Linked DNA regions of Homo sapiens: region 2 is linked to region 1. The links are chromatin loops, found by intact Hi-C in ENCODE. Cell type or tissue: endothelial cell of umbilical vein. All regions are shown on one strand.

What was found. A loop is a pair of places that touch in the nucleus more often than their neighbours do. Peaks named below come from ENCODE experiments on the same cell type or tissue, not always from the same donor. Only the 100,000 strongest peaks of a DNase experiment are listed, where the experiment ranks them.
Region 2: it touches region 1 in a loop (5-fold over the local background); 5 of 110 quality-filtered maps call a loop at or near these places.

What each region holds. Positions count from the first base shown.
Region 1 is chrX:140,916,371-140,920,370 of GRCh38, forward strand. No RefSeq gene overlaps it. Among named protein-coding and RNA genes, the nearest start is that of MIR320D2, 7.9 kb to the right of the region's middle. In endothelial cell of umbilical vein, a CTCF peak has its summit at 2,188 (motif pointing right); a DNase peak (open chromatin) is centred at 2,181; H3K27ac peaks cover 353 bases.
Region 2 is chrX:140,764,500-140,768,499 of GRCh38, forward strand. The region is part of intron 3 of LINC00632 (long intergenic non-protein coding RNA 632); the gene reads left to right. Among named protein-coding and RNA genes, the nearest start is that of LINC00632, 57 kb to the left of the region's middle. In endothelial cell of umbilical vein, a CTCF peak has its summit at 1,686 (motif pointing right); a DNase peak (open chromatin) is centred at 1,722; H3K4me3 peaks cover 1,113 bases; H3K27ac peaks cover 1,306 bases.

The sequences.
Region 1 (4,000 bases):
CGAAGCTTTATATGAAAATATTTATTTTCTGTTGAATAGGATAATCTTTAAAATTAATTCTTTTCTAAGCCTGTGGATATTTCCTTTGCAAGGCTGCAACAGGTTTCAAACCCAGAAATTCTAAACTCTTTGAAAACTCCAAATAACTCTCTGATATGTTTATTGCAATGTACAATGCATTTTATACTTGTTTTATAGTAATTTGCTGACAAACTTTATTGCCTAAAAACAGGCAGTTACCTGTCCCAAAATTCAAGTCAGAGAGTAGCTATTCGTGTAGATGGCAGAGGGATGGGCTTTGGGGATGGACAGGTAAGTGAATGTCCACCTTGGTCCCAGTGCTGGCCCCATATGGAGCACCCCCTCTTTTTTGGGGCTGCAGCCACTGCCATGACAACTGTAGCTTCTGCTGTTTCCACCACTATTGACTCCACCAGTCTTGACCTAGATCCTGGCCACAGCTATTCTTTCAAGAACCTGCAGTACCCTGGACTACCCTGGGTGTGCATAGTGCATTGCATGAACTGCTATGTGCATACTACCACCTGGCATATGTTGTGTGTTAACACAAATGTTCTGTTGTCCCATTAGATTTCACTTACAAACCACAAAATCAAAGATAAAATTATTCACAATTTCAAGACAATGACAGCAGGGCTTTAAACCAAGCACAGGGCCCTTCTGAGAGTGAGGCCTTGAGGAAATAGGAAGAAAACTACCTCTCATTCTGATTACTTTGTAACAGAGAACAAACCCCACAATAATACTTCTTCGAAATATCCTGCCACAAGTAGATGAACAAGATTGCTTCCACCCACAAAAACCTCCTTAATGTTTTGCATTGAATACTAGTTTTCCTCCTCAGTCATATTATTTTTGCTTGAGTTTTTTGCTTCTTTTCCTCCTGCTGATGGAGCTCATTCCAGTTAGTCCTTTGCTATTTTTTTCTAAAAATTTAGTTACAGTGACACTGAGAATATTTGCAGAATGTTGCAGAATGTTCACGTAAGCATGTGTATATGTGTTTTCGGATGTGTAAAGGAGGAAGGAGAGAGAGAGAGAGAGAGAATGAATTTTATCTCTACAGAGGCAGGGAGACCTGACTCACCTCTTACTAGATGAGTAACCCTAACTAAACCACTGAAACGCTATGACATTTCTTCATCTGTAAAATGGGAATAATAATGGTACCCATTTCACAAAACTCTTTTCAGAAATTAATCAGCAAATGCCTCTTGAGAAACTTCTTGGTATCAGGTACTGTTCTGGGTGCTAAAAATACAGTAGTTTCTTCACAGAGCTACATTCCTGTAATGAGACATACAAAATGCACAATATGCAAAAAAAAAAAAAAAGATTTAGTGTATCAGATGGGGATCAGTGTTATGAAAAAAACCAGGAAGAGTTAGCAAGGACTGGGGTAGGGAGGAGAAGTCATTTTAAATAGGGTGGTCATGGATGCCTTCTCTGGTCAGGTGGTATTTGAGCAGAGGCCTGAATGGGGTGAGGGGAAAAGCCAGACAGATTCTTGGAGAACAGCATTCCAGTGAGAGAGTACAGAGCGTGCAAAGGCCAGGAAGAGGGAAGGAATTGCACAGAGAGCAGGATGGTGGGTCATGGAGGCCTTATAGGCTACTGTCAAGACACTGCCTTTTACTCTGAGTGAAACTGGGAACCATGACAGAGTTTTGAGCCAGATAGTGACATGATATGTTCTGAGTTTTCAAAGGATCTCTCTGGCTGCTGTGTTGAGAATAAACTGGAGCTGGGAAAGGGGGAAGGAAGGAGACTAGAGAGGAAGTGATTGTCATTATTTGGGTGAGAGATGATGAGGAATAGCATTGAAGGTGGTGAAAAGTGGGCGTATTCTGGGTACATTATGATAGGAGAGCCGACAGGATTTTCTGACAGACTAGATGTGGGGTATGGAAGAGTGGAATTGAGGAAACTTCACTGTGTGGTTTTTTTTTTTTGCCTGAGCAATAGGAAGCTTCAGTGAGACAATAAATACAAAGTGCTCAGTATTGCCTCCCTCATAGTTGGTGCCCAATCAACTGGTAACATATCTAGCCGATCCCCAGAACCCGTCAACCTACATGAGGTGATAGACCAGTAAGACATTTCCTGGTCCCGACAAGCTGAAAAAAAAAAAAAAGTCAAGAACCAGCAGGTGGCGCCCAACTAAAGTTAAAAAAAAAAACGGCACGCACCAGTAGGTGGCACCGAAGGCAACCTCTATTTGCCCTTGCTGATCATTAGCATAAGACACTCCCACCAGCGCCATAACAGTTTAGAAATGCCATGGCAACGACCCGAAAGTAACCTTCTGTTTCCATGGCAATGACCTGTAAGAAAGTTCTAAATAACCCATCCCTTCATTTTGCATTAACCCACCCCTTAATTTGCATATAATTAAAAGTGGGTATAAGTGGATATAACTGAAGTTGACAACATCCCATATCCTGCCCACTCTGGGCACACTGCATATGAATTAGCCCTGCTCTGCAAGGAGCAATACAGTTCAATAAAATTTACTGTTTAACACCACTGACTCGCCCAAGAATTCTTTCCTGGCCAAAACCAAGAACGCTAGCCAGCTAAGCCCCAATTTTGGGGCTCACCTGTCCCGCACCATATGCATATAAAATGGGTCACCTTCGCTGTAATAACCTACTTAACCCTAGCTCTTTGCTCCACCAACTTAGCTCACCAGTAAGTCTGCTTCCATTTGAATTGACATTCAAGGAAAGAGATCCAGGTTGTCAGGAACCCTGGGTCGTAGTCCCATATCACTACTGGCCTGTTGTGTGATCCCAGCAAGCCCCTCAACTGCTCAGCAACCAAGGGATGTTTATCAACATGATAAAATCTAACAACATTTGCACTACTTAGCTCAGAGGATGGTGAGAGCAAAGTGAAGCCAAGCTGCCAATCATGATTGGTTTGAAAATGTGTTGATTATAAAAGTGTTATAGAAATGCCAGGTTTATTAAGTGAGCATATTCATTATAATGAGTATCCTGTGGAGATTTTAATTTCAGACAGTAAAGACTAGGGCTGTAACTCTTTTGGTTTCTTTGGAATAACAGACCTGAAGATACTGCGAAGCAAATATTTTAGTACTGTTCATCTACTACCTTCCATTTAAAAGTCTCACATTTTCTTTGGAGCCATTGTTAATTCACCTCCCAGCTATTCTCCTTTTAGGCTCGGTAATCGTAGCCCAAGTACCCTTTTCTTTATAGAATCTTCTCAACTCATTTTGTTGCTGTAATGCTGGATGGGAAATAGCTTTTATTCCTTTGTCCAATTTCTGTCAACTTTTAGTGGTCGCCTGGAGCACTGACTTAAGAAGGTTTCTGAGGCCTTGTCCAGGCTCCATGGTGAAGAATGTCCTGATTCAGGTGTTTTGGAGGAAGAAGTGACTGCATGGTCTGGATTTGACATCCCTGATGTAAGGCTTATCTTGGTTTTGCTTCTAACCTTAGAGCTCTGGCAGCATGCTAATCCAAGCTGACTGCTACGGATCTTCCTGTTCTTTTTTTATGCAACAGAAATTTTTGCTAGCAAACCTCTTGTGCATTGCCTCCTTCACCTCTTTAAATTTTAACTGCTCTCTGGCATCACTCCACAGATATAATCACTTTTAACAATTTCTTTCATCTTCCTCTGGAAACTCTTTGTGCATATGTAAGCTGATATTGATATTCTTTGTCTTTCCCCTTCTTCTTAAACAATAATGGGATCATATTGTAAGCATTTTTCACCACTTACTTTTTCACCTAATAATATAACTTGGAGCTTATTCCATATCAACACCCAACTGATGGACATTTAGATGTTTTGAGGTAGGTATCTCTGTAATAGTCTCTACTTCACACATGGGGAAACTGAGGTGCACAGCATTTACATATCTTGCCCAAGGTCATCCAGCTAATTAGTTGTGAAGCCAAGATTCAAAAGTAGGTCTCTCTATTCTAGAACTCACTCTGTTAACCAT
Region 2 (4,000 bases), 150 kb before region 1:
AGGGTGGCGAGTCAGGAGCCGACGAATGCTGGAGAGGCCATCCGCAGGGGCGGGTCTCTCCAGAGAGCAGCCGGGTGACAACGTGGCACAGAACGGCACTGCATCGGAGTAGGCACACTGCAAAGACGAGACGAGTCCTCCCCAGAGAGGGGAGGCGGTTAAGGAGAGGAGATTGCGTGGCTCGGAGCAGCCAGACCCGGTAAGCCGACTCCTTCCCGTATTCCGCTTTAACCAAGCTTGTTTCCCTGGCGGCCCCACAAATTCCCTGAGCGGAGCGTCTTCGCTGGCTCGCAGCCAGCCAGTCAGAGCCCACCTCTGCGACCTCCTCCTCCTTCCCATCCTGAGGGCTCCTGCCTCGGCTCCCGGCTTCCTCCTCCGGGCTATCTTTTACCCCTTCGGTAGCTGGAAAATCGCCCTCACTCAATCACCACGGTGGTAAATAGGGCAAAACGAGCAAGGCACTCGCCTCGGGTGCAAAATTTAAGGCGGCACCAAGATACTCAGTAATCAAGATAAAACTGTTCATGCAGTCTCTTTAAAATTCAAAGTTATAGCCAAAATTCCGCAAGAAGCTAGATAAGAAATATTAAATAAGGGCAAGCTCAGACCTTGCACTTGAACGACTTAGCCTCACTTGCCTCACCCGAATCCCCGACGCAGCTAATCAACTCTGAAGTGATTCCCTCCTCTCCGTGGTGCCACGTAGTAGACCTCCGGTTTTCGTTGTGTATACGCCTTCCTGGTTGTGTGGGAAGGGGCAGGGACTGAGCCTCAAGTAGCGCAGCCCAGTGCTTTGTTCACCGAGGCCCTGGGGTCAACGTGGATTTTGGAGTAGCCCAAAGCTGAGAGCTTATGCAGCCGCCCCAAGTTGCAAAGCTTTGCATTGGAACCGCCCGATCCCCACAGAAGCAAAGTTCGAGGGGAAACTGCACTCCCTTAATTAGTATTTAGGAACCCCTTCAATAATTGAATTGAGTATAAAATCTTTAAAGTAACTACAAATAGCAGGGAACGGCTTTTGGAATTGTTTTTCTAGAAGAGGGACGCCTCTATGCTTAGAGATTCCTTGTTCCTCTCTAGCTTCCCATGTGTATTTGGTGGTATGGCAGTTCAGTCTGAAGTTGCAATGATACAAGCACCTTTAATGAGGATCACACTCAATAACTTAGGAAGCACCATTTACCTCTCCTAGTAAGTGACTAGACACTGTTAGGTGCTGGCTAAAAGGGGTTTTCAATTCTTACCCCTAGAGCCATTTAATGCTGATCTTGAATTGTTTGCTGCTATTACCGTTAAGGGAGGCGACAAGGGGGGCAAGTAGCTCCGGAGTAGGGGATGGACTGGTTTTATTTATAAATGCTTCTTTTTGTCTTATGCGGGCCAGTGAAAAATGAGGTAAGAGGAAGATCTGTAAAAGATCTGGAGAAGATCAGGAAACGATTGTTCAAATCCGTGTGCCTTTTCTTAAAATCTTTTGAGGTTTTGGGCTTGACCAGCTCTTCAAAAGGAAGAAAAGGGCACATGTGATCCCTGGCCTGCTAAACAGAGTTTGCTTCCCTTGAGGAGGTATCAAGCCAAATTCTACTTAACCTGGAATGGGGAAAAGGTGGGCAGAACGGTCATTGTCGGCATCGCCAAACGGGGGTCACGGCAGATCCCCTTAGCTGTTGGATTTCTTATAGGCCTGGTTTAGCTGTTCCACGCTGTAGCCAGCAGAGGGCACTGTTGCTACATAGAATCTTTTTTGACTGTTTTTGGTGGTGAATTTTCAGAGCTATTTAAAAAACTTCCATCCAGTAAGAAGTATGAACGATTTTCCATGAAATTTTAATGTGAAAAATAGATTATTATTAAAAACTGATGGATGTCTATTTGGTTGTTAACCCATTGAACCATAGAAAGAGAGTGAAGATGTTCCATAACAATCAAAGATTAAAATAGCAAGAACAAAAAATAAATGTGATAATAAATATCAGCATCATATCCCTCAATTGTTTCGAACATAAGTAGTTAGGGCTTTTGCTCATAGGGATGATACTTAAATTTTCAAATGAAGAAAGTTGATTTGTGAATTTATATTACTCATTTGGAAGAATGAAAACTGGGATATGCATGGTCATGTGATCTTATAATGTACAATTCAGTTTTCTACATAGAAGTCTCCAGTAAAATATGCTTCTACGTGCAGTGGGAATTTAAAAATTAACAATGTAAAAGATGTATAATTAATTATCATAAATGAAATAACAAAGAAAGAATGTGTATGATTCTGAGTAGGATTAGAATTGAAATCTGTTCGTTATGTTTAGGTAATATTTGTAGAAATTTAATGGAAGAGTTGTATCGATACTAATTTATTTCTTACCGTTTTGATAGGAATATGTGGAACAAAAAGAAAATTCATATTGTAGAAACTTAGACTCACATTTTGTGTTAGAACCTATGAGCTACTCTGGGTGTTTTATTTTAAGATGGTTTTTGCTCATTGTTATGCTACAGGTATTATCATACATCTTTTCTAAAGGTGGAGGCCTTCTTTTTTATTTAACCAGAAGTTTCTTGTGTTAGGATGATTTTGAGCAGTTAAGAATTGCAAGAAAAAATCTTAACATCATTAGTTTCAAGTGCATTGTAATGGATGAGTGTGTCATCTAGAGCAAGATTGCATAGCTGTACATTTTGGGCTTTCCTGCTTAATAAATGTGTGACCTCAGACAGATTATGTAACTTGTCTGAGCTTCAATTTCCTCATCTATAAAATAATAATAATAATGCCTAACACATAGGGTTGTATTAAATATTAAGTGAGTTAATATATGTAAAGCAGCTAGAACAGTGCCTGGCCCAGAAAAATTCACTTTATTAGTGTTATTTACCTATTATTTTTTTCCATTTTTGTTAATAATATTTGAACATGATGCATTAATTTCCCCTTAGTTTATTGTTTAGCTCTAGAGCTGCTTAGATTCATTTGCATATAATATTGCTTATTTAATTTTAAAGAAGTGGTTCTATGCACATTTAGTAACTTACGCCTCTTAAACATTGGCTATGCAAGAGAATTCTTGAATAATTTCATGAAGCACTCTTTGTCTCTTACTCAGAGTAGAATATTTTGAAGACATCTTTTCTCTGAAGTTTTTAGACAAGCTATAAACTAGTTTGTATTAGTCAGAGTTCTCCAGTGAGACAGAACCAATGGGATAGCTAGCTAGATAGATAGATAGAGGAGAGGGGATTTATTAGAGAAATTTGTTCATGTGGTTATGGAGGATGAGAAGGCCAAGACTGAGGGACTGACAATTGGCAAGGGCTTTCTTGCTGTGTCATCCCATGGCAAAGGAGAGAGAGGCCAAACTTGCCCTTTTGTAAGGAATCCATTCCCATGAAATGCCATTCCCATGAATGGCATTAATCTATTCATGACGGTGGAGCCTAACCACCTCTTAAAGATCTCACCTCTTAATACTGTTACAGTGGCAATTACGTTTCAACATGAGTTTTGGAGGAGACAGACATTCAAACCATAACGCAGCTCCATGACAGAATTTTCACATGCTCCAGAATGTGAATGACAGCTACTCATTTTAAGGGAAAACAGCTTAGTTTAGTGTAAAAAACATGGATATTGGAGTCTGGAGCTTGGACGCTAGCTGTGTGACTTTGGACATGCCACATGTCATCTTTGAGCTTCTGCTTTTTCAAATACAAGGATGTTGTAAGGCCAAAATATGATCAGGTTGTAAAGGGTTTGCCACATACTGAGTGCTCACATCAAAACATATTAGTTCCATTTCCTTGACCTTACTCCCTTTCTCCTTTGATAATGCTTCATTCAAGGGTAGATCGAAGACCTCAGGACCAAGGAGGAAATGAAATGTTAAGAAGATTTGACTGTAACAAAAGGGTTAGTGTTAACACATCCATTCTGTACCTATACAATAGAAGTGCAATAGTAATCTTAGAAGCTGTGAAAGAGCACTGCTGCTTCCTCTCTCTG